4 separate regions of the Mus musculus genome follow, and regions 1, 2 and 4 are each linked to region 3. Evidence: chromatin contacts called from ENCODE Hi-C or POLR2A ChIA-PET data. All regions are on one chromosome and are shown on one strand. The core of a region is the stretch at or near the end of the contact, and the rest is flanking DNA. Distances in the headings are between cores, read along the strand shown.

The links. Hi-C counts contacts between places; a loop is a spot of excess contacts on that map. ChIA-PET counts read pairs that join two places held with the same protein, here RNA polymerase II (POLR2A).
Region 1: POLR2A ChIA-PET joins it to region 3 with 13 read pairs in embryonic stem cell. The contact joins the enhancer-like site here to the promoter of Strada in region 3. POLR2A ChIA-PET finds 5 or more read pairs at or near these places in 3 of 5 experiments (Patski and embryonic stem cell).
Region 2: POLR2A ChIA-PET joins it to region 3 with 17 read pairs in Patski. The contact joins the promoter of Psmc5 here to the promoter of Strada in region 3. A Hi-C loop is called at or near these places in 6 of 37 maps with a recorded cell type or tissue (adrenal gland, gastrocnemius and left cerebral cortex). POLR2A ChIA-PET finds 5 or more read pairs at or near these places in 3 of 5 experiments (Patski and embryonic stem cell).
Region 4: a map of left cerebral cortex shows a loop between it and region 3 (8-fold over the local background). The contact joins the promoter of Limd2 here to the promoter of Strada in region 3. A Hi-C loop is called at or near these places in 10 of 37 maps with a recorded cell type or tissue (T-helper 17 cell, adrenal gland, gastrocnemius and 2 more). POLR2A ChIA-PET finds 5 or more read pairs at or near these places in 4 of 5 experiments (Patski and embryonic stem cell).

Annotation. Positions count from the first base shown.
Region 1 is chr11:106,130,575-106,137,160 of GRCm38, reverse strand. The region is part of intron 6 of Map3k3 (mitogen-activated protein kinase kinase kinase 3); the gene reads right to left. Among named protein-coding and RNA genes, the nearest start is that of Gm10840, 26 kb to the left of the region's middle. Within about 2 kb of position 2,405, at least 3 of the 3 ENCODE cell types and tissues checked have a DNase peak (open chromatin) inside an H3K27ac peak, as active enhancers do.
Region 2 is chr11:106,253,869-106,260,644 of GRCm38, reverse strand. It overlaps Psmc5 (protease (prosome, macropain) 26S subunit, ATPase 5), which reads right to left and starts at 4,460. Exons shown (of 11, transcript NM_008950.1): 1 at 4,431-4,460; 2 at 3,726-3,797. The coding sequence starts at 4,454. Ftsj3 (FtsJ RNA methyltransferase homolog 3 (E. coli)) reads left to right here and starts at 4,561. Exons shown (of 21, transcript NM_025310.3): 1 at 4,561-4,884; 2 at 4,968-5,060; 3 at 5,220-5,325; 4 at 5,813-5,859; 5 at 5,959-6,038. The coding sequence starts at 4,994. It overlaps Gm23645 (a small nuclear RNA gene), which reads right to left and starts at 439; the gene lies at 332-439.
Region 3 is chr11:106,189,505-106,195,896 of GRCm38, reverse strand. Strada (STE20-related kinase adaptor alpha) reads left to right here and starts at 2,294. Exons shown (of 13, transcript NM_001252448.1): 1 at 2,294-2,431.
Region 4 is chr11:106,155,628-106,161,726 of GRCm38, reverse strand. Limd2 (LIM domain containing 2) reads left to right here and starts at 1,551. Exons shown (of 5, transcript NM_172397.4): 1 at 1,551-1,676; 2 at 2,285-2,379; 3 at 2,521-2,565; 4 at 2,653-2,792; 5 at 2,894-5,473. The coding sequence starts at 2,338. The coding sequence ends at 3,053. Gm10840 reads right to left here and starts at 2,339. Exons shown (of 2, transcript XM_030246469.1): 1 at 2,269-2,339; 2 at 568-1,967. The coding sequence starts at 2,339. The coding sequence ends at 1,166. Map3k3 (mitogen-activated protein kinase kinase kinase 3) reads right to left here. Exons shown (of 16, transcript NM_011947.4): 16 at 5,071-6,099.

The sequences.
Region 1 (6,586 bases), core at 1,156-3,655, 59 kb after region 3:
CAAAACTTTCTGAGTCAGGGAGGCTAAGGAGGAGCAACAGAAGGAAGAAAAATACTGGGAAAAAAGTGCAATAGGCAACTGCTGGGAAAACGATGGGTTTTTGCTGTTGTTCTGTTTTGAGACAGGGTTTCACTATATAATTCTGGCTGGCCTGAAAGACCAGGGTGGCCTTGAACTCAGAGATAAACCTGCTCCTGTCTCTTGAGCCCTAGGATTAAAGGCATCCTACCACCATGCCTAGGGAAAAACAGCTTTTGTTTTTCGTTTGCTTTTGATAGGGCCATATACTGTAGGCCAGAATTGAACACGTCCTCTTGCTTCCATCTCCTGAGTGCTGGGATGACAGGAGTCTCACATTCAGTGATTAAAGGACAGCTTCTAAAGAGATTAAATGATTCTCAGGTTCAAGAGACTGCGTTCTTCCTTCTTCCACACGAAGTCAGTTGCTCCACAACATGGCTCTTTTGGTTTTACTGAAGATATTTGATGAATTACCACCGAGAACACTTCCATTGATTCTTGGAGGCATCTGTTGGGGCTCAGGAGTCACCCCACAAACCACACAAAGACCAATCTCAGTCAGACAGGAATAGATTATTAAACATACACACCAAGAAATTCTACAACCATGAGCTTCACTTAGGGCCCGTCATAAAGTTCATATGAACGGTTTTGTCTAAAATAGCTTGAGTCCGGGCTGACCAGCAGGGAGCACTTCCTGCACCCGTGTATGAGCTCACTGTGGATTTTGCAGTGTTAGCCTTTATAAGCTGGCCCTAAGAAATGTTAGAGGTAGTAGCTTTCAGCTTCTGAGGTCTAAGCTATATCCCCTAGAGTGTATATTCAATAAACTATCCTTGCAACTCCAGAAGCCCAATAGCATCAACCCAAGGACATAGAGGGCTGACATAAAGCTATAATATTGTATTGAAAATAGGCAAAGAATTTTGTGTACTTCCTGTCTCAACCACTCCATCACAGAGTGAAAGCTACCAGTTCTGAAGTAAGTCAGTACCTGAGCCATGGTATTGAAATGATCTCAGCAGCCTGCAGGAGACAATTTATCTAGGTATTTTAAAGCTCTATAGAAACTAAAGCTGCTCTGAGTATAAATTTAGGGATATTCTGCCGTGAACTCAACTCACAGAGCAATAAAATCAGCTAAGATGCCAGGCAGTGATGGCGCACACCTTTAATCCCTGCACTCAGGAGGCAGAGGCAGGTGGATCTCTGTCAGTTCAAGGTCAGCCTGGTCTACAGAGTGAGTTCCAGGACAGGCAAGACTAAAGAAATGCTAAGATGACTCCTGCCTCCTGTGTGTCTGCTTCTTTCACTTTCACTAGTTCCATAATCCAGAATTCTATATTAAATCTCTTCTTTCTGAAAGAAATTACAATGGTTCTTTTCTAGCATTTGAACCCAAGATGCTCTAGAATAAGAAGAGACTATAATTTTACCTAGAACAAAACTTAAAAGTCTCTTATAAGTGATTAATTAGAAAAACAAAAAACCCTCTTTCTTGTTGGTGATATTTGATATTGATATTAGTAGTAGTAGGGGATTGATTCCCCCTGGCTTTGGCAGTTGGGATCAATCTAGTATACAAGGCCACTGCCGCAGACCCTGGAGGGCCTGGGGTGGGGGTGGGGTAAGAGCAAAGGTTTTCTGAGCTTTTATTTCCAGCCAGAGACTTTCACTTTTTCCAATCCACACTGTGGCCTACAAAAAACCAGCCTTGCTATCTGATGGGCGACATGCCAGGGGCTATTGTGCACAGGCCCACTGCCTGGAGCAGGAAAGGGAAGTCTCCCCAGACCAGTGACTATCAGAGGAAGCAAATGGAAACAGCAGGAGGCAGCATGACTGCTCCAGGGTATTTTCAGTTTTGTTTTTATCTTCATTTCAAAAACTGAGTCAATGAGAGGCACATCAACCGTTGAGAACAAGTGAGAGACGGACAGGCCATGATGCTGCTGAGCATATTTACTAGCAATGCCCAGGAGAGCTCCAGAAGGTGCAGAGCTCTACTATCAAAGCACAACTGACTCCACAGTCTTTGAGGGCACGCTGGTGGGAGGGATGGCAAGGGATGGGAGGGGGACTCCCAGGGGACAGCCTTTACTGATACTCCAGGCTGGCTGTGCTGCTCTAGCCACATCAAGAGGCCCAGGCAGCATCGCCGAAGCCTATCTGAAGAGCTTCCTCTGAAGGCATTCTAAATGGAAAGAGAAGTCCAGGGTTTAAGCATGAGCTGTTACAATTCGTCCCAGATTATGTCACTCTGCTAGTTTCTTTAACCCAGAGAAGCCGAGCAGAAACTGTTTGTATTCTGACTGAGGCTGAAATGCAGCCTCTCACTCTCCTCAGAGAACCCTCATCAGGAAGCTGATGCAATCAGGAAGCTGCCTCCACAGGGAGTTCTAGGGCTTTGGGTCAGTGTTAATGTGCAGGTCACTGCAAGTACAAAGAGATATTCTAAATCCTTTTCTCTTTTAGGGGACAGATGAGATAGGACAGTAATCTAATCTTTTTTCTTCTTCTTCAATAGAAAACTGGAAGCAACATTTCTTGAACTGCTAACATGGGGGATAAGGCTGTACAAAAATACTTCTCAACCTTTCTATCCCACAGACACTAGCAGCAACCTATGTTTCAGTTTTTAAGCAGGTATTATCATCATACACTTTATAATCTTACGTAGTATCACAGAATTTACTGTGAGGAGAAAAGAACCTCTGGAGTGAAGGAAGGAGACCATTTTATTTTCTCAATGTGTAATAGCAGAAACCACCTCAACCATCATGGTTTCTTGTCCCGGGACTGGAAGTTTATACTATGCAGTGTTTTGACTTTCTGCTACCAGCTATTGCTATAATAAGATTCCAGCTTTTCCCTTTTTCCCTTCATCTGAACTCACCCTCTACTTGGAGGTAGATATTTTTCTCCTTTTCACGGCATTACTGTCCTAGATTCCACAAAGCACCTCCTGCTGAAGTTCACATATCTGTGGTCTATTTGTCTTCCCTCTCTTTAGAAGCTTATTCCTCTCATTTGCTGAGATCTCTAAAATATTCTGATCATATATATGGTATACTGTATATGTGTATGATGATAGAGGCTGTGTGTGTGTGTGTGTGTATATATATATATATATATATATATGTATGTATAATACCACCCCACCCCACCCCTTAAGCCACTAGCTTTCACCAAACACCTTCAAAAGATCAATTGCCTCCACTGATCTTCAGGGTTGCAGTCTGGCCTGCTGACCATGGGATTAAAGTGGAAAAGCAAGAAAGGTATAGCTCAGGTAGAGCGCTGATAAGTATGGCTAGAGTCTTGAGTTCAACCCCCTGTACTGGGGGTGGGAGGGAAGACGGTGTAACAGAGGCAAAGGCTCTTAAGATACACTAGGACAAAGGGATTAGAATGTACCTTCTATAAATACATTAGTTGTGATTTGACTATGTAGTTTCAGGGCACCACCCAGCAAATTATGGAGGAACAGTGCTTGAATTTCCATAGGCAAAGATATAAAGGATAGACTCATATAGGGAAATTCCATCTGTCTCTCTAATGATCTCTTCACAAGGCTATTCATTCTTTGAGGTAAATTCATGATCACGGATTTTTGTTGGTTTTGAGACAGTATCCTCGCACTGTAGCTTTTGACTAGAACTAATTACAATACTACGTTAATGTCCTGAATGCTGGGAATATATAGGCATGATTCACTGTACCTGCCTGGGTTTTTATTGCTGTTGTTGTTGTTGTTATTGTTTTTAGCACAAACTAATTTAACAGATTATCTGGCTTGAAAATGATGGAATTCAATGTGTATTTGTTATGATAGAAAAAAAGGTTAACAGTAGCAATTTCAAATATTTCAAGAGCTGTCATATAAAATACTTAATCTCTGTTATCTGAGTTGCTTAAGGCAACCTTATAAGGATAAATTGGTAAACTGAGAAAAGGCAGACTTTCAACCCAGTATGAGGAAATTTCTCAGTAAAGATTTCTATAACTGCACTGGGGTCCTTTGTACTCCTCCAGCTGTACACATGCTGCAATGAGAGCTGAGTCTCCCTCAGGTTGTAGTTTTCAACTACTCACAGGTGTGACTAAGAAGAACCAGGCAGGAGGCTGAATTGCTAAAACTTACTAACTTTGACTTCTCCACTGACTCCATTTCTTCCACTAGTGTTTTTCTTAGTCCTTCAGCTTTTGACTCTTGGTCTCTTCCCATGTCCCTTTACCTCTAGAAAGCTTTACACTGGACCAGCTTATAGTAAGCACCTAGACACTTGTGGATAAAAGTGTCAATTGTAACCCTTTATCCTCAACACTCCCCCACTCTTTATACTACTTCTAGCTTTGTCTTTCTTCTCTCTGAGCTGCAGTCCTGTAATATCTGCTGTGCTACAAGTCAAGTTTCAGGTTTATGAGGCATGCACTTACCAACTGAGCTACATCGCCAGCCTCAAGACCCACGCGTCCGACTGTCTCAAAGGCATTTAAAATTCAACATGACAGCGGCTAGAGAAATGCTCCACAGTTAAGAGCACTGGCTGCTCTTCTAGAGGATCTGGGTTCAATTCTCAGCACCCATATGGCTGCTCACAACTGTCTGTAGCACCAATTCAAACAGACATACACAGAGCAAAACACTGAATAAACTAAATAAATCTTTAAAAAAAAATGGGGGGTGGGGTGGCTGGAGAGATGGCTTAGTAGTTAAGAGCACTGACTCTTCCAGAGGTCCTGAGTTCAATTCCTAGCAACCACATGGTGGCTCACAAGCATCTGTAATAGGATCTGACACCCTCTTCTGGTGTGTCTGAAGACAGCTGCAGTATACGCACAGAAGTAAAATAAGTAAATAATTCTAAATAAATAAATAAATAAATAAAATTCAACATAACAAAATGTCAGGTCTGTCTTCCACCAGTACCCCAAACCAGATTCTCTTCTAGTAACTGCCTTCTTTTGGTATTAGAGCTCTTGCAGAGTTTTAAAACATTTGAGTTTTATGTGCAGGTGAAACTGCAGGGAAGAAACAATGACACCTTTACCTACCCCCTCAAAGAGGGATGGCATATACTCAAAAAAATAAAAAAGCTCAATAGAGGAAGTCAACTTTCATTTAGTGTTTTACATCACACAAGAGCATTCAGCATAAAATGCAAAAGGCCTGAGTAATGTTCCATTTTTATACTTTAATGTGACAGGCAAATGTGATCAGACAGAAAGGGTCGACCTTACACAACAGATGTGAGGGAACTCAGTAAGGCCTATTGAAATTCTTCTTGGCCTCAATAAATGGGGTCTTCCCTCAAAGGTAAAGTGTAGCACCAGTTCTAGGATGAGTGGCTTCAGACCTGCTCTCAAACAACAAAATAGTTCAGAGGAACTAACTTACTTACTTACTTTCTTTCTTTCTTTCTTTCTTTCTTTCTTTCTTTCTTTCTTTCTTTCTTTCAAGATTTATTTATTATTATATGTAAGTACACTGTAGCTCCTTCAGACACACCAGAGGAGGGCGTCAGATCCCTTTACAGATGGTTGTGAGCCACCATGTGGTTGCTGGGATTTGAACTCGGAACCTTTGGAAGAGTTGTCAGTGTTCTTAACCCACTGAGCCATTTCTCCAGCCTCCAGAGAATTTCTTTATAGCTAGCTCTTACACAAAAGTTGAGATTAGGTTAGAGTAATATTTCTAGGTTTTATGACTAGTTTTCCAAGATAGGGTTCTCAACTTTTCATGACCCACAGAGGAAAAGAGATTTTTATTCTATGGCCTGCGTCGGGAAAAGAGTGGAGTAGGACACAGGACAAAAGGAAGTCTGAAGCAAACTGCTTCTGAGATCCTCCAAACATCTTTCCATGCAAAATATTTAGGAGTCAAAGAACCATGCTGGGGTATATTTTTTTCCTGAGCACCACGACTATCAACTAATAATAACAATATTATAAATAAAGCTCGGGTATTTTCGTTTTACATTTTATTTTATTTATATGTATGAGCGTTTTCTGCATTTATGCCTATGTATTATAGGCATGCCTGGTGTCTGTGGATACCAGAAAGGGAGTGGGGTCAGATCCCTGAGAACTGGAGTTTATGGATGGTTGTGAGTGATCATGTGGGTCCCCTGCTAGAGCACCAAGTTCTCTCGACTACTGAACCATCGTTCCAGACCCCCTATGCCTTTTCTAAAAATCCTTTTTTTTCTATGATATGGGTCTTTGCTTGAATGTACATCTGTGTTCCCATTGAGACCAGAAAAGGGCATTGGACCCCTCTACATCTGCAGTTATAAGTAATTGTGAGCTGCCATGTGGGTACTGACAACTGAACCCAGGTCCTCTGGAAGAGCAGCCAGAGCCCTTAACTGTTGAAAAACTTCTGTAGCCAAGCTGAGGTGTGTTCAGCTATAAAGCTGGAAATGTAGTTCAGCTGGGAGAATAATTGCCAAGCATGCATAAAGTTCTGGGTTCTATTCCCAGCTCCAAATAAACCAGGTATGGTAGTGCATGCCTGTACTCCCACAATCCCAGAACTAGGGAGGTAAAGGCAGAAGGATCT
Region 2 (6,776 bases), core at 3,211-5,710, 63 kb before region 3:
CTGAGACTTTTTTTTTTAAATTAACTGTTTTATGGTTTAAGAGGGTTAGATTTCATGATAGCAAAACAAAGGCATAGGGGTAGAAACAGCTGACCAGTAACATCTTTTTTTTTTTTTTAACTTTTTCCAATTTTTTATTAGGTATTTCCTTCATTTACATTTCAAATGCTATCCTGTAAGTCCCCTATGCCCTCCCCCTACCCTGTTCCCCTACCCACCCACTTCCACTTCTTGGCCCTGGTGTTCCCCTGTACTGAGGCATATAACGTTTGCAAGACCAAGGGGCCTCTCTTCCCAATGATGGCCGACTAGGCCATCTTCTGCTACATATAAAAATATGGAATGCTTCACGAATTTGTGTGTCATCCTTGTGCAGGGGTCATGCTAATCTTCTCTGCATCATTCCAATTTTTAGTGTATGTGCTGCCGAAGCGAGCACTTGGCTGAGACTTTTTTTTTTTTTTTTTGGTTTTTCAAGACAGGGTTTCTCTGTGTAGCCCTGGATGTCCTGGAACTCACTTTGTAGACCAGGCTGGCCTTGAACTCAGAAATCCGCCTGCCTCTGCCTCCCAAGTGTTGGGATTAAAGGCGTGCGCCACCACCCCCGGCTGCTGAGACTCTTAAAGGCAGGTTTAAGTTGCTTCTTTAGCTTCTCCAGCAGTATCTGAAGACCCTGTCCTCTCTAAGATTTCTTAACAAGAGAGACTGGAGAGATGGCTCAGTGGTTAAGAGCACTGACTGCTCTTCCAGAGGTCCTGAGTTCAATTCCCAGCAACCACATGGTGGCTCACAACCATCTGTAATGGGATCTGATGCCCTCTTCTGGTGTGTCTGAAGACAACTACAGTGTACTCATATAAATAAAATAAATTAATTAAAACAAAAAAAGGATTTCCTAATGAGCCCTAGGCAAGTATCACAAAAGGCCCACCACTACTGGTCCAGGAAGAACAAAATCTAATGGAGAGAAACTATTTTGCTCATAGGAGTAGCCTCTGGAGAGGTAACATGGTATGGTGGGAAGGTCCTGGAGTGAGAAGCCTGAGTTCTGGCCCAATTGCTGTGAGTTAAAGGGAAGTCAGTTCCAAGCTGCAAATCTTCTGAAGTATGTATATAGCCTGGAGTGACTGCAGAAACCAGGGAAGTGACACACAAACCATGGTGGGTGTGTGTGTGTGTGTGTGTGTGTGTGTGTGTGGATGTGTAACAGACGGGTGTAAGTGATTTGTAGGGAAAGTGAGAACGGGGGGAACTTTAATTAGAGAGCAGGAAGAAGAGAAATACAGGAGGAAAGAGCAAGGTGAGATAGTAAGGACGTTTGAAAGTCATCAAGGCATTACTATCTACATAATATATAATGCATATAAGCTGTGGATATACTTGTAGTTAAATGCAATTTTCCCATCTGGATTGATAATGCTCCATTCAGGACTGGTTAATAAAAACCCACCACGTCTGAGAAGCCACCTAAAACACAGGCAATTTCTATTGCTCGTGGTGCCCCCTCCTCCCGAGGAGTGAAGCACGACTCCATTGCTGAAGGCACCGTTCAACTTCACACACAGGACCCAGAGCACTTGATTTGGCTGCCTTTTCCCTAAGGCGCCACACAAGCTTCTCGGGGGCAGGAGGGGGGGGGGGGCGAGCAACCAACAGTTCTCTTCAGCTACGATGCCTATGAACCGCGATTACTGTGGTGGCGCCCAACAGTTCTCAAATTGGACTTGCAGCCTGCTTAACAGGAGGAAAACCACACCTGGTATTAGAAACATAGCCAACTACCCTGGGCTAGTTAAGTTATGGATCTTGGAGAACCTACAATCACCACTTTACCTGCATCATTCCTAACTGCAGTGCATTTACTATAGACAAATGTAGTTCTAATCCCTTCTCAAGAAACTTCTCTTGGCAGCAAACGGAGACAATTACAGACAACCACAACTGATCAAAATGTAGAGACCGAGACTCAGCAGTGCCGGGTCCCAACTGACGCACGTACAACGCAACCCCTACACCTAAGGCTCGGAGCTCCAAGATTCCAGGAGCCAGAGAGACAAAAGTCTGCTGGGAGACTGTCTCTTAGAAATGTCAGAGGCCACACTCATGAAATCTCATCAATATGGCTGCTTAAATTAAGTCCTGAGCATTGATGACACCAACGGGCTTGCTTGCTAACCCGGAGGGGAGAGGTTCATTCATGGCGCCTCAACCCTAGACAAAGAATTAAGGGCTCCTGAGGAATGCTAAGAGGACAACAGACTTCTCCAAGGAGGAACCCCCATTTGGTTATCCAATACCAAGTGAGCATATACATACAGGTAACATTATATAGACTGAACAGGTTGTATTTAAGTATTTAGGGTGGTGGTGGTGATAAGGATTTCAAAATATAAAATTAGGAAAAAACAAAACAAAAAAAAAAAAACCCAAAAATTAGGAAAAACAGTTAGTCTAATAGGTAGGCATGATGACACAGGCTCGTAATTCCAACCCTAATGAGGCTGAGGCTGGGAGCTGGAGAGTGTCAGACCAGTCTGGGCTATACAATGAGATTCTATTTTAACAAATCCATTAAATAAACAAAAATAAGACAAAGGCAAGACAACAGAAGACAGACAACAGCATCCACTCTCCTGCTTCATTTCAGACCCAGGAGGGATGAAATCACATAGAGAAGCATTAAAAAGGGATAAAAACCATACTGGGTGTGGAGGCTCATGCTTTTATCCCAGCACCTGGGAGGCAGGCGAATTCTGAGACTGAGTCCAGCCTGGTCTACATGGGGAGTTGTGGGTCAGTTGCGGGTACATGGTGAGACATTTGTCTAAAGAAGAAAAAGTAAACTAAACGGAAGAACTGCAAATGTGCCTGAGGTTCAGGCATTCTCTCTGCGGCTTCCCTCCCAAACCCATTCTCGCTCCCACTCCCACCTTTGGCCAGTGGTTCCTCTGTAGGTGGTTTTGTTTTCCAGACAGGGCTGTACGTAATCCAGACTGGCTTCAAACTCAAAACACTGCTCCTGCCTCGGCTCTGGAGTGGCAACCTTACAGGTGTAATATTTGACTCTTGGGCCCGGAGAGGTGGATAAATGAGCCAGCCGCTCCTCTAGAGAACCTGGGTTCGATTCCCAGCACCCACATGGCCGCTCACAACTTTCTATAACTCCACTTCTAGGGCATCCTACACTGTCTTCTGGCCTTCACAGGCAAATGTAGGGCACAGACATTGGATGCAAGCAAAACACCCAAACACATAAAACGAAAAACCTGGAAAAGCAAGCAAGCAAGCACACAAACAAAAAATCCTAACTAAACACTATTCCCATCAAAGAGATTATCAATCTACCTTACACAGCTTGGTACCTCCTGACTACAAAGGAGCTGGAGAGATGGCTCAGCAGTCAAGAGGGTTTCTTACTGCTTTTGCAGAGGGCCTGGGTTTAGTTCTCAGCACCTGTAGTAGCTCATAACTATTTGTACGTAACTCAAGTTTCAGGGGATCCACTGCCCTCTTCTGACTTGCACAGACATCTGTATATATGTGATACACATAAGCTTACGCAGGCATATATACATATACACATAAGAAACAGACAAGCAAAGAGCTGCAAACGAACAACATTGGAAAAGAACTCTTTGCTGCACTCCCAGTGGAAAAAGGACACAGAGAAATCTGCACCTACCAGCTCCCGTCCTCCACTAGCTCCCTTTGCTGTCTGTACTCACCTGGAGTTCTTCAATCTTGGACAGATAATATTGACGGAGTCCACTGCCTGCCTTCCCCTCTTCCAGTTCCATCTGAAGACAAGTGTAAGTGTTAAAAAAAAAAAAGAAGAAAAGAAAAGAAAAGAAAAAGAAAAGGCATAAAGTACTAAAGGGTAAAGCCAAAGTATTTTCGAGGCACTCTACCATATAGCTTAAGAAACAAGGTCAGGAAAATACCATTCCCTTTTCCTCAGAAACTGGTATCTCGATGGGCGAGGTCTGTGTGTTTGAACTTCGGAGGCTTAGTTCTTGGTTCTAAGCCTTCATTTCTGAATCCACTACAAGGATGCAATTACCGCCTACCTTCGAGGACTTTTAGGAGTCTCAAGGGGCCATATACCCACCGAGCGCACTGCCCTGTGGCTAGAGCTACACATCCCCAGGGTTTAACTACTACAGACAAAGGCAGAACAGAGGGACCAAGTCCAGGTCGAAGCCCAGGCCATTCCGGCTTGCCAGCTTCATTCAGTTTCCACCCACCCCTGTCCTGCTTTCCTCAGGGCGGCGCTGACACAGCAGATCCAGTCCCAGGCAGAGTCCGGTCTGACGTGATCCACCCACCCCTGATCCACTGGACCCTCTCGCTCGTGGCCACCCCTCACTTCAGATTTTGTGCACTCCACACTCAGCTTGGATGCCGCCCAGCCGCCGCGGCAGAATCCTTACCTGCTCTGGCCCATCAAGCGCCATCTTCCCTCTCTCGGCAGGGATCGCCGGCATCCAAGTCACTCTATCGCGCAGGCGCGGAGGCGAAAGCATGCGCCCTGGGTCACCACCGAGAACAGTTCCGGGTCAATGGGCGGGGTGTGTGGCGATACAAACACAGTGGCTGTATTAGTAGAGGCTCTACTGGAGGTCACTAGTTTTGTGAAGAGATATAGAACTTCTGGTTGATGCTTCCTAGCGTTTAGGATACGAGTTATTGCACTCTACTTCCTAGCCTCTACTTTTAACTTGTAAGGCCTGCTGACAAAAAAATTTTGGCCACACTCAAAATGGCGGAAATCATGACGCCAGGAATGTAGGAAACGCGCGCAGAAGCGGAAGTACGATTACTGCCTACATGTGCTGCTTCCTAAGAGTTGAAAACCTGCGGAGTTAAGGGCTATCTAACGTCTGGGTAAGTGATTGCTCCACCGCCTGAGGAACCGAAGCGAGATCCAGTGCTCGGAAAGACGATCTCACCTTTTTCTTTCTCCCCAGAGTGAGTGATACTCCCCCATCCCGCCATGGGCAAGAAAGGCAAAGTAGGCAAGAGCCGGCGGGACAAGTTCTATCACTTGGCCAAGGAGACTGGTGAGTGGGTTCGCGCTGAGGAACAACATCCCCGTCTTTTCGCTTCTTCTAGTCCCGAGTTCCTTTTCCTTCGAGGGGGTTATGGGATTGTGAGGCTTTCCTCCTGGGAAAGGCCTCCGTAGACGGTATTGCCTTATACACCCACTCTCCACGATCCAGGTTATCGTTCGCGCTCTGCCTTCAAACTGATCCAGCTCAATCGCCGCTTTCAGTTCCTGCAGAAAGCCCGGGCCTTGTTGGACCTGTGTGCTGCGCCTGGCGGATGGTAACGTTTGGCAGGGGCTGCTATGATGACACGTTCCTGGCACTGGTTGGCTTTGAGTTGCTTTTCGGGGAGGATGGGAATCCGATTACACAATTCAGATTAAATATTCCATAGTATGTGTCTCTCTCAAATTTTGGAAGGGAGCGTCATTTTCCCCCTCTTGTGGTACTGAACCTAAGGACTTAACTCATGCTAAGGACTTAACTCATGCTAGGCAGCCCCTCCACCACCGAGTTATATCTCCAATTGCTTTATTTTGAGACAGGGACGCTGAAAAATTGCCAAGGATGGCCTTGAACTTTTGGTCTTAATCTCTTGCCCTCCTTAGTGGCTGGTAATGCAGCCCTGTGTTGCCATGCCCAGCAGGTTGCTTCTTGAATGTATGCATAGACATTTGGCCACTACACTTAACAGGTGCCTCTTAAGGGGATGAGAAGTCACCTTGCCAAGGGAGGATGAAAGGTATTTAAATCTGTCTCTTTCACAGGCTGCAGGTGGCTGCCAAGTTTATGCCTGTATCCAGTCTTATTGTAGGTGGGTGACTCTTGGGTATTTGAGGGGGAGGGGTGGGTTAGGTACTAATTTTGTCCTACATCTTCCTCCACCCTGTAATACTGAGTTAACATCTTTTAGGAGTGGACCTCGTTCCAATCAAGCCTCTCCCCAATGTGGTGACTCTCCAGGAGGATATCACAACAGAACGCTGTAGGCAGGTAATAAGACCTCTCCTTCTTTTCTTTCCTCTTTATGTGCTGGTGTCATTGCCTACTTATTTATTTATTTAGTGTGTGTGGTCTTTCGAGACAGGGTTTCTCTGTGTAGCCCTGGCTGTCCTGGAACTCACTCTGTAGACCAGGCTGGCCTTGAACTCAGAAATCTGCCTGCCTCTGCCTCCCAAGTGCTGGGATTAAAGGGGTGTGCCACTAGTGCCTGGCTGTCATTGCCTCTGAAGAGTGAATGAAACACTTCCCAATTTACCATGGTTTCAAGCACGTGGCCAAAAAGACTGACAATCCTTGTGTACATTTCCATCTTTATTTACAATCAAGTGTTTTTGTTTTTCCCTGAGATAGAGTCTTGCTGTGTACTTTAGGATAGCTTCTAACTGTGTAGCCCACACTGATGTGGAGCTGAGTACATAGCCTAGTTTGGCCTTGATCTTGCAGTCTCTCTCCCTCTGCCTCTGGGATTGCAGTCGAGTGCCACCGTGCCTGGCAGGGATAGTACTGTGAATTGGTGGAAGGATGAGAGATCTATCTTCAGAAAAATTCTTTCCAGGGAACTAATTCTAAGCTTGGGGAAGATGTATATTTTTTGTTGCTGTTGCATCCCTAGTACCTGGTGCAGGATGTTGGCACTGGTGGGCGCTCAGTGCATGACTAGACAGATGACTGAACCAGAGTTCTGTTCTTAGCAGTTACTGTGTTTCCATTGCTAGAACCCCTTTACTT
Region 3 (6,392 bases), core at 1,045-3,544:
AAGGACGTATGGTGGCAAATACCTAGCAGATTAAGTAATTCTAGTCGACTTGTTCTACACCACAAAAAAAAAAAAAAAAAAAAAAACAGCAGCCAGTAGAACAGCAGCCAGTTTTCCAAGTCAATTTCAGAAAGCACTGGGAATCTTTTAGCACCTAACACTAATACTTCAAAAAGCATCAGGAGCCTGTACTTCCCTGGACTCACACTCTAATCTCTGTTGACCTTTTAGTATACAGTTTACTATGACTCAGTAAGACTGCTGGATGAGAAGCTGTGCATTTGGCCACTCACACAGTCACAGTAGAGTCTGGGGTTCTCTGAGCAGTTACTGTGGGCAGCCATCCAGTTGGTAAAATCTTTTAGCCACACTCAATTTGTAACATCCTGTTAGAAAATGTGTTGGCTGGGTCACTAGGTATAGATGAAATACCCAGTGTTTACACATCCTATTGTAATGACTGTAAGAGGCTTTAGGGCTCAGGCATTTGTCCAGAATGCTGTGAAGCCCTAGGTTCAATGTCTAGTACAGTCCAAAGAAGGGGAAGGGAAAGAAAGGAGAAAGAAAAACTCAATTTGAGGTTGCCTTGGCAATTAGAGCCCGGCGCAGTGGTTCACACCTATAATCCCAGAAGAGACGGGGTTTACCAAATTTAAGGCCAGTCTGGTTAGCCTGGACTAGATGTGAGACCCTGTCTCAGAGTTTGGGGCTGGAGAGCTGGGTCAGCAGAAAGATGCATTTGCTGCTCTTGGAAAGGATCAAGCACCGGCAACTATCTGTCACCCCATCCAGTTCCTCCGCCTGCTTCTGCGCGCACATACACACACACACAAGTACATTCAAGTACAAGTACACACACAACATATGAAAAAATAAAAACCGAAGCTTGACACCTTTTCAGGTATTGCTTTCCCTAATATTCTGGATTCCAAAGACCATGTGAACTGGCAGAAACTGCATTTTCCTCCAGTCCCCTTGCTTTTTGTGAGTTCGTGATGTTTGTTTGATGATGAAATGTGGTGAGACTGAGAACAAATTTGGCATGTTAAACGCACTAGGCAAGGTTACAGCTGTGTGTAAAACATTGAGATCTTCAGGTGAGGGTAGTGTGCGTTTCCAAGTTCCTGTATGATGTGGCCAAACTTAAAATTCTTGGAAGTTAGTCGACTGGTATAAATCTGAGACAGGAAAAAAAACAAGTATTCATTACTTGACAGTATGTACACAGATGTATTGGGCCCTCACTCCACAGTAACTGAAGTGACTAAAAATCACTTCATGATAAAACGGAGTCCTCATTTTATTAGTCCTATATGGTTTGGCCCCTGCTGTCTTTTTTCATAAAGGCAAACTCATCACAGGTTTCTGCTAATAGAGGACATACCACCAAGTCTTTAATCCCATCCCAGCAGAGGCAGAGGGAAGCTGATCTGAAGGCCAGTCCAGACTACATGCGACACTATCTCAAAAATACCTCACTACCAAAAAATAGTTATGAAGCACTTAGGGACAAAAAAAAAAAAAAAAAAAACCCCAACAAAAAACAAACCATAGCTCTCGTTTAGTTGAGCTATTTTCTGTGCTTTAAGGAGAAGGAACTTTGGGCACAAAGGGTAAGTTTCCTCTTTGTTGTTCTATTGCCTGAGACTGACCCAAGAAAGACTTGTTTTTCAATTGGAGTCCTACCAGGTGAAATGGCACCTGGGATTTGGGAACCGCAGAGTGTGGGATGAGGGGTGGGAATACCCCTGGTAGCCAAGTCAATAGCTATAGTTAGCCCTTGCCCCTTTTCTTGCTGCTGGGTTAGGAGGGGTACAGAGACTCGAGGGAGACTCTAGGGTCCTTTGGAACTGCAACAATGACAAGGTCTTTCGCTTCCACATACGTGGGGAAACCTGCCTTCGTCCTAGATAAGGAACGACCTCAGCAAAGGGGAAAAAAGACTAGTTAATAACTCTCTCCCTGACGAAGCGACTGCGGGTCTAGCATGTCCGGTAACGGTAACGTGGGATGGAAGCAGAAGCTCTCTCTGGGGAAAAGCGGAGCTTCCTCCACTGGGATGGGTGGGGTGAAGCGAGGCGAGACGAAGCAGAGTCCTTAGTGGGCAGGGGGTAAGGCGGAGCATCTTCTGAGAACCGGGCAAGGCAGGACTTCCTCTGCTGGAGGCAAGAGGCGGAGCTCCCTTCTTGGGTGGGGCAAAGCAGGGCTTCTCCGTAGGGGAGGGGCGGGACTTCCTCCGTGGGGCGGGAGTAGGAGGGGCTTGTTCCGTGAAGGGGAGGGGCGAGGCTCGGCCAGTCTCCCTGGGTCCCTCCACTGCGCATGTCACGTTGCGTACCTCCCTCCCAGCAACCGGCCTGGCGGCAGCGCGGCTACAAAACTGAGGAGGCGGAGCCGAGACGGAGTCGGTACTGCGCTCTGACTCCTAGACCAGGTACCCGGTGGCGGAGCCGCCTGGTGCGCTCCCAGGGATAATCCCTCTTGCCAGACTCCGAGTCCGTGTCCTCGGGGGTGAGCCTCAAGTGGCCATCCCGGCTCACCCTCGCCCTCCTCTGGCCCTCATTTAACCTGGGTTCTGGGTTCCCGCATTGAGGTTACAGCCTGAGAGCAAAATTAGGCTTGGGCCTGGCTGGGGAGATGCTGAGCAGAGTTGCCGGACCGGAGAGGCTAGCTACCGCATGGCCTCCCCACCTTTTCCGGGGCTTCCAAATGGGGTTGAGTTCTCATACGGAAGCAAGATCAGAGCTATTCTCTGCTTTGGTCAAAACGAAGAGTTTCTAAATGTGTTGTCTTAAGTGTCCCAGCAGTTTTGGGGACCGAGTATGGTGGCGGAGAGTGAGCATGACAGAAGGGGAGTGGCTAAATAAAATTGTTCATAATTTTAGGAAATAGATAACTTCTCAACTCAGTCTTCTGCTAAGACCCTAAGGTACTTCAATTTGACCCCTTTCTCCCAGACGGTTGGACTCGGTCTTACTGAAATACCCGTTGAAGTAGAACTATGTTCCAGTGTTTGGATGGGTCTTCATGATAGTTGATAACCTTATCCGGAGGTACCCAACACCTGAGACTGACTCAGATCCTTGAGGGTTGATTAACCAAATTTGAGACTGTGGGCGTGGCTCAGCGCCTGAGTTCTTGATTAACATCAGTGCGGACTTGCTTTCCATTCTCCACACTACCAAAAAGAAAATTGCTAACTTGCTTCTGCCGTAGTGCAGGAACTTAATAGTTTAACCATTAGTTATAGTACGGAAACTGGTCAACTCTCTTCACCCTTTAATTAGGTTTCTTAGAAGATTTTTTGGCTGGGTTTATAGTTGTGACCTCCGACATAAAGTTTGGAGGACCAGCGGTAAAAATAGAAGAAAAAAAAGTCTGTCAGAACAAGTGAATTCTCCTATCGGTACCTGTTGTAGTGGGAGAGATAATGAGGCGATAGTATGGTTGGGTGGTTGGAGAGGTGTCTCTGTAGATAGGAAGATATGCTGCCGTCTCCAGAACTCATGTAGAGAGCCATGTGTGGCCATGAGCCTGTGACAAGAGAAACACCAGAGCTTGCTGGCTGTCAGCCTGTGTCCAGAGTGATAGAGTAGAATACACAATGTCCTTTAGCTTCACCAAGCATAGAAACAGGTACACACATAAATATATACATACATACACACACAAGCACATACATATATATACACATATATACATACATATACACACATTGGTAAGTGTAATAGTTAATGTGAGAGCCAGGCATGATGGTATATGCCTTTAATCCCAGCACTCGGGAGGCAGAGGCAGGCGGATCTCTGTGAGTTCGAGGCCAGCCTCATCTACAGAGTGAGTTCCTGGACAGCCAAGGCTACACAGAGAAACCTTGCCTTGAGGGGAAAAAGCTAAGGTGAGGAATGTAGGTGGTTAGTGGGAGCGCTGCTGTAATAGAGGGTACTGAGTGTCAACAATAGACTGGGGACAAAAAGGGAAGTGGAGTCTATAGACTACACTCTGTCTCTTCTTTTTTTCAAAAGAGACTGTAGCCAAGTGTGATGTTGAATTCCTGATCCTCCTGTCTCTGTCTACTGAGGGCTGAGAATCCACACATGAGCTATCATTCTCAGCTGTGGATTTCTGCCACTTTTACAGCCTTAGCTGGTGATCTTTAAATCCACCAAGCCATCTCTAACCTCCTTTTAAACATCAAGTACTACTTTTCTCACAAATTGCTATCCCTGCTTCTTGGAAGATAGAATCCTCAACATTAGTCAACCTTCATTAAACTTGAACTTGGCAGAGATCAACAGAGGAAGACATCTGATGTGCACCCCTCCTGCAAGCCTTCAGTATACACTTTTTTTGTTGTTGTTCCTTGACAGGGTTTCTCTGTATAGCCCTGGCTGTCCTGGAACTCACTTTGTAGACCAGGCTGGCCTCGAACTCAGAAATCCACCTGCCTCTGCCTCCGGAGTGCTGGGATGAAAGGCATGCACCACCACGCCCAGCCACTATACACTCTTATACATTAAATGAATAAATATTTTAATCTACCCCTCCACTAAAGCCACTTCTACCTCCAAACTTTTCCTTTTCTGGCATTGGCTCCGTGGCATATTAATCATTTTCCGAACACTCAAAAACACAAACACACATCAGCTGTAGAATGGGCTCTCAGATAAGGTATTAAGTCTCTGCAGTTTTCAGTCAGGGACTACACAACCACATATCTAGGAGAGTTTGTAAAAGATAGTCCCCAGCCATACTTGGTGGTGCAGGCCTGTAATCCTAGCAATGAGGAGCATGGAGGCAGAATCAAGTTCAAGATCACTGTCAGCTACGTAGTGGCTTTGTGTGTAGGAGACCCTGTCTTAAAGCAAAGAGTTCCAAGGGTAAAGAATGAACTAGATAGCCTGGGCTGGGCTGGGCTGTACATGCTTCATAGTTCATTCTTTTTTTTTTTTTTTTAATATTTTAAAGATATAATTATTTATTATTTCATAGTTCATTCTTAGCCACTTATCTGTTCCTGGTGTTCCTACTGCCACAGACTCCAGGAAAGGGGTTTTCTAAACAGCTTGCTTTTCTCTAGGCTATTTTTACCCCTCCCTGTCTCCATTCCTTCCTAGATTGACATTTCTTGGACTGTTCTTCCAAACAAGGTTTCTCAAATATTAGTTAATAGCACAGTCCACATGGCAACGGCATTGTCGTTTCCAGGGAGTGCGTTAGAGTTCCCCAGCCCACCCCAGACCTTCCAAACTACAGGCTGCGTTTTCACAAGATCTGTAAGTGGTTTGTGGGCACAAGATGTAAGACACAGTGCTTGGACTGCCATTGTGTGTCATCTTTCTGTTCAAAGCCTCCCGTGCTTTTCCTCTCCCTGCTAGTACAGCCATGTGCTAGCATGCCTGGTCCTCACACACTTAGAGAATGGTCAAAGGGCTAATGTTTCACGGTCAGGCAGTTTAGTGTTACCGAGTGACTCGTGTGTGGCATGCACTGTTGTGGAAGTTGGTGATACACCTTTGCACAAGACAGAGCAGATACTTGATAATAGTTACGCTCTTTGGCTTGGAATTTCCTGTTTCTTTAAGTCACCTTTGATACTCCAAGGCTTCCTACCTCTCAGCTGTGCTTTTGCTGAGTTCTATAAGGAGTTGCTCACTCCTTGTCTGTTTCCCTGTCCTGTTTATTGGTGGGCATCCCACTTCCATAGCCAGTTAAGGTAGCATTTGTGTGTGTCAGGTACCAGGGCCCGGTTAAAAGGATGTACACACTTGAGGATGGTGAAGGCTGCCTGGTTCTCTTTCAAGGCCTGACACTAACATATACTCTGGGGTTGTTTTTTTAAGATTTATTTATTATTATATGTAAGTACACTATAGCTGTCTTCAGACACTCCAGAAGAGGGAGTCAGATCTCATTACGGGTGGTTGTGAACCACCATGTGGTTGCTGGGATTTGAACTCTGGACCTTCGGAAGTGCTCTTACCCACTGAGCCATCTCACCAGCCCCTACTCTGGGGTTTTAAGATAAGTTAGAAGTGCCCTTTTCCAGGTTTAATGTATAAACATCATAGCTACTCTTTCAGGTAAAGAAAAATAAAACTAAAAATAATTTTTTCTATACTGGGGATTAAACTTAGGGCCTTGGGCATGCTGGGCAAATACCACACAGCTCAGCTATTCCTAGTCTATACTTGTAATATAAATATGGGCCCACCCTAAAGTCGATTTCTCAGTTTGTGCAGCGTATGTAGCATTTACTCACACTAGCTACAACTGAGCTCCTCATTCTTACTTCTGAGGACTCCCGGTCCTCTCAAGTACTAGGAGTTTTAAAACTAAGTAACCGTTGCTTGTAAATAATAAAGCGGGATGTCGGATGGGGTGTACCTCAGTGGTAG
Region 4 (6,099 bases), core at 302-2,801, 33 kb after region 3:
CCAGCGCTTCTAGCCCCTGCCCAACTTTTTCTCAGATACTTAAAAAAATTTTTTGTGTGTGTGTCCGTGTGTACCAGGATATGACTTGTAGCCCTGGGTGGCTTCGAACTCAGAACGCTGGCGTGGGCCCACAGTTAGCTGCTTTCGATCCTTCCTCCTCCTAGCTAACTGCTGACTGTGGTAGCTTTCTCCAGCTCTGCCCACAGATGGTCCCAGCAGGGCGGGCTGCCAATCAGTGCCCCGGAGCAGCTGCCTGGTGTCCCTAAGGGCTTCACCCTTCTTGTACAAAACAGCTCCCTTGGAGAATCTGATGATAGGTGTGGATAATTTTTCCTAGGAAGAGTCACCCCTAGTTGTGGAGGAACACCCATTACGAAGTCCAGGCTGAGCCTCAGTGCAGGCAAACATCGACCTGAGGCTGAGGGAGAAAAGCGAAGCTCAGCGTGGGTGCATTAGCACCACAGTGGGGCGCGGGTGGGGATGGGTGATGCTGCCTGCTGCCTCCCTGTTCCCCTGCCAGGCAGGAGGCGGTAAGTTGTTCTGTTCCCTGACACGCGTGGGCCTGCGCTAGAGCCACCAGTTTTATTCCTGTTACAGGGGTGTGGAAATATGTCGCCGAGGGCTGTGTGAAGACAGTCTCCAGCTGGGCTTCAGGCAAAGCCCTCAGCAGAAGTCTGTGCCCTAGATGCTGCTGCCTAGAGTCCTTCCCCTCAACCTGCTGTGCAGTGGGCTGGGGCGGAGCGGCAAAAGCAGCTCTTGTTGCACTTTGTTCTCTAAACAACTCCAGCCTAAATGGCTCTCTGCTCCCTTCGGTGGAACAAGGTGTGCTTGATGCAAGGAAGTGGGTCCTTTCAGATAGGGGCTTGACCTGGGCCATGGCAAGGCCCGAGGTTACTAATCCCACAAAATCTGGTCACAGAAACCATTTAGGATGTCGAGCTTAAGGGGGCTGGTGATTTCGGAAACCACAAGGCTGCAGTTCTCGGATAGCGGATCTGTCACACCCCTTCAGTAGTGACATGGGCCCACCGCCGGCTCCCTTGGCCTAACATCGGGGTATACGGAGGGACTACGAGCCGCCTCCATCTTCCTCTGTAGGACTCCGTGGCTGCCAGTGGACCTGCCTCCCGAGTCCCCACAGTGGGGTGCCTCAAACTACTGGGTCTTAAGAGCGCAAGAAGGGGGCGGAGCTAATGGGACTGCGTTCACAACGGCTAACGGGTAAACCGAGGCAGTAAAGGCCCAGGCCATTTCTGAAGGTCCGCGCCGGAAGAGCCTTGCGTGTCGATCGCAGGCTGAACTCGTCTCCTCCCGAGATCTGCGATTCGGTCCCCGCCGTCGTCCCTTCTCCACGAGCGGCAGAGGAGGTTGGCTCCGGGAGGCGGGAGAGCGCGGGCTGTGAAAGCGATGTGGGGGCAGACAAAGGCGGGGGGACGGCGAGCAAGGGAAAGACAAAGCACAGAGGGGGGTCGGCGGCGGCTTCTCCCGGAGGCGGCCCCGGGCGCGCGGAGCCAATGGGCGGGCGCGGGGCGGGGGCCGGCGGGGGCGGCGCCGCGGTGAGGCGGCGGCTGCCGCTCGGGGACCACTGGCAGCGGCGGCAGCTCGCGCCCGCGCCACTTGCACCCGAGGCGGTCCCGCAGCGACCGACCCCCGCCCCGCGGCGCAGGCCGGGCCCGGTGAGACCCACGGCGGCCGGGGGGAGGGGCGCGGAGCGTTGCGGGGCCGACGCCGCCTGGCGGTTCGCGCGTTGCGCTCGCGGGGATCCCGAGGCTCGCGTCGGTCCCGTAGGGCCGGCTCGTGGTGGGGTGGGGTTTCGGGGTCTGGGGTCCCGAAGAGCGGGCGCGGGAGGCAGCGCAGCCTGGCCAGGCAGGAGGTCGGGCCCAGCACTGTCTAGGGGCTGGACGTCTAAGCCCGGTGAGGGGGCGCGCGGGTCTGGCGGTACCCTGCCCAGACCTCTGCTGACCTCCCTTCATCCCAGGCGGGGTCTCTGCCTGTGCTTCCCACAGGCAAAGACCGTGGAGCCCCTGTCCCCGGCCACTCTCGCTAACTTTGTTCTGTCTCCACATATGTTTCCACTCAGGGACCCCCTAACCCTTGGGGGCTGTATGAGGGGCGGGTAGGCTGTTGGGGGTGGGTGAGGGGCGGAAGTGGCAAGACCCAGAGCAACAGGAAATGACTTAGGGAAAGTCCCAACCGCAGCCCCCCAACCCCCTGCCTAAAAACACCCCAGCCTGCAGAGTGGGGGAGGGCTCATGGGGCCCCACTGACTGACTTCCCCTTGCAGAACCCTCTTGGCTCGGCATCTCCTCCAGGGCCACCAAGCACCTCTGAAGAGCCATGTTCCAAGCTGCCGGAGCCGCCCAGGCCACCCCCTCTCATGTAGGTGTCCAGCCAGGTGGGGAGGAGTCAAGGGGACAAGAGCAGCTTGTTTGCTTGGCACCTTGTGCCACCTCGAGTGCCCCTGGGATGTGGGCTGGGCCACCGGAGAGCTGACCCCTCTGACTCTTCCTCTTCCCCCAGGAAGCCAAAGGCAGCAGTGGCAGCAGCACGGTACAGCGGTCTAAGGTAGGGTCCTAAGGGTGGGTGTGGGCAGAGGAAAGGGTCGGCGCTAACCCGGCTTCTTGCTAAGTGTACTCTGCTCCTACTCCACAGTCCTTTAGCTTGCGGGCTCAGGTGAAGGAGACCTGTGCAGCCTGCCAGAAGACTGTGTACCCGATGGAGCGGCTGGTGGCAGACAAGCTCATTTTCCACAACTCTTGTTTCTGTTGCAAACACTGCCACACCAAACTCAGGTGCGCTCCTGCCCTGTCCCGGCCTGCCCACCTACTTGCCCACCCTTACCCTACCTTCCCGCCCTGCCCCAGACTGACCCAGATGTTCTCTGCTTCCACAGCCTGGGCAGTTATGCTGCAATGCACGGTGAATTTTACTGCAGACCTCACTTTCAGCAGCTGTTTAAGAGTAAAGGCAACTACGATGAAGGGTTTGGTCGTAAACAGCACAAGGAGCTCTGGGCCCACAAGGAGGTGGACTCAGGCACCAAGACGGCCTGAGACCCCTTTAACACCCATTCCCTCCCAGCACATGGCCTCCCGCTGGGCAGTGGAAAGGAGATTAACCCGGGGGCGCGGGGTGGGAGAGGATGAGGCTCCCTCACACAGGTTTCAGGCATAAGGCTCTGCTCCAGGATTCCTTACTTTTCCCATGGGAGGTTGGCGTTGGGAACCAGAATTGGAATTTTCACCATACTGTGTCCTTTAGTCCACCTCATCTCACCCCACGGCTCCCTGGGAGGCCCACAAGCCCAGCTTCCCTACTTAGGTGCCTTTTCTCCAGCAAGGAGTCAGCATGCCCTCCTCAGGGTCCCAAGCTCCCTCACTGCCACCTGGGCCTTGTGTACCCCCTTGTCTCCCCATCTACCTCTGCCCCTTAGCCTGGTAATGAGCCACAGAGACTGGAAGAGGGAGAGTGCCATCTACTGGGCCTCATAGATGCCACCTCGCTGAGGGGGGAGGGCTGGGGAAGAGGCAAGACAGCCTGCAGCCTTCAGGGTCTGGGGGTCCCTTGCACCACAAAGCTAAAGCTCTTGCTAGAGCCTCAGCTGACAGGGTCGGCAGTAGCTATGCTCCTCCATCTGTTGTGCTGTTCTGTTGTGATCAACCCTCTTTTAAAAACATTTAAACAGCTCTTGACTCTCTTGTGTGGCCTGATGGGGATGCTTTGTGGCAGGCATGCAGCAGACTCCTCATAGCGAGGGGAATGGAGGACAGCCCACAATACTCCTGGCCTTAAAGGGGCTGGTGGTCTGTGCCACCTTGGGGTGTTAAGCTGTCAAACCTGAAATCCCACTGTGTATCCTCGTCCCAGAGTAGCCAGGCACACTGGCTTGCAACCACACAAATGTTTTGGGTTTTTGAGACAGGGTCTCACTGTAGCTCTGATTGGCCTAGAACACAGAGATCTGCCTGCCTCTGCTTCCAAAGTGCTGGGATTAAAAAGGCCTGTGTCATCCATGCCTGGCTTCGGTTCTTCAGAGGTTAATTCACTACACTTGAGTACAGAAGAGAACCTTTCTGACTTGGCCAAGACCTTAGTGTCTGCCTTTCTGCTAGCTGATTCCAGCTGTCCAATTTCCTCCTAGTCCTTTACCCTAGAAATCTGCAAAGAATGGTAGGAATCCATAGCCTATCAAGTGCTGCCAGTACAACGTCTTCCACCTTCTCTCCTCATGACTGTCATCTTCCTGGAGCCTCTTGTATGAAGTGGGATGTCACAGCTACTGTGCCAGGACCTCCAGGGGCAAACTTTGCGCTCCTCAGAGTTCATGCACACTGAGGGACGACATCACACAGCAGAAGCACAAGGCAAGTGTGAAGATGCTCCCTCAGTGGAAGTCTGAGTTGTCTCGCCCCAAGCCCTATTTTCCTGGCTTCTGCAAACTGCCTATGGGACAGATGAATCGGTAAGCAAGAGGTCAAAGGCTGCTAGGCAGCCCGGCCTCTGGTCTTGCTAATGGGTGAATCACTGTAGACTTCCTTCAGGTGGGCATCTGGGAAGCAGGCACGACAAAGCCTTGGATTTATGGGACAAGGATGGTCTCTTGCTGCAGTAAAGAAACAGTGGCTGGGCTGGACGTGGCAGCACATGCTTTTAATACCAGCACTCAGGAGGCAGAGGCAGGTGGGTCTCTGTGCATTCAAGATCAGCCTGTTCTATGTAGTGAGTTCCAGGACAGCAGAGCTACATAGTGAGACCTTGCCTCTGACTGATGTTCTGTAAGGGACCAAGGGAAACCCCTCGGCCAGGAAGACTACAAAATGCCATGAATGGTCCTAGGAACTCAGCTATTGATGGATTCGGCTCAGATGGACAACCAGTGCTGTCCCAGTGACGCGCTGGGATAAAAGGGAAGGAGAGGGGCCACCTTGGCCAAGTTATCACAGGCTGCTTTTGGCAGCCATTTCAAGTTCTATTTAAGAGGCCTCAACTTGGGTGTTAGGCATTGTACCCAACCCATCCCTGTAAAAATTCCCACCACCACCTTTAACCGAAAGCATGGTCACAGGACCCTTCTGATATAAATGATCCCTTTTATTGTAAGTAATGCACTGGCCTGGCTTTGCACTGCAAGCCCTCAGTCAAGATATAGTCAATAACTATGGCTGCAGGTTCTTCTGCACATTCCACAATTCAGACACAGAGCTGGGCAAGTGGGAGGGAGGGGAAGGAGGGTGGCAGCGTGCACCTGACCCAGGCTTGGCCCTTCCATGTGGGGTTGGTGAAGGCAGATAAACCCCATGGAATGAAGAACAAATGAAGGTGGTGTAGCATCTTTGCACAGCAGGCCAAGGGCTGCTAGGAAACCTTCCTTCATAACCTTTGGGCCCAGGCCACCCTGGAGGCCCACAACTTGTCATTTGGATTTGTTAATAAGAAAAAAATAAATTAACAGCTTGGTCCTGAGGCTGCTGAACCAGCATGTCCACAGTTTTTGGCACAAAAAAAGGTGTCTCCCCCCCACCCCCCCTTTGGAGTGCAGAATTTGTTGGTTTACTTTTAAGTTCATTTTAGAAACATTGCCTATGAGGTAATACACTCCCCCCCCCCCCCCATGGGGATATGGGGGGAGCTCCGTGAGAGCCTGAACCTGTGACAAGCAGAGTTGTCTCATCTAACATCTTGTCACCCCACCAATCTCTATCTCCTTTGGGTTCGGGGTGTGGATAGGGATAGGCTAAAGGGTGCTATATAGCCATCAGGATGGGGTCATGGAGAGGCCCAGCTGCCTTTTGGCAGCTTTGGTCTAGAAGAGGGGCCAGTCCCTACTTTGGGCAAAGGCTGAGGTGGAAGCAGGACTTTGCTCACTGGCTTCAGAGCAGTTAGAGAGTGGCCTGACAGACCCCCAAGGGAAAGGAAATAAAACAGAGGGGCCCAGGCCCAATTGGCACCGTGCAACACACATATCTGCAAAACCAGCTGCTTTCAATTTCTGTTCTCTCTTCAGGAGTCCATCACCGGTAACAGTCTAGAATTGATATATATATATAAAACCATCAAATATGGATCTGAGATATAAATTAACAAGTACAAGGCCTCACA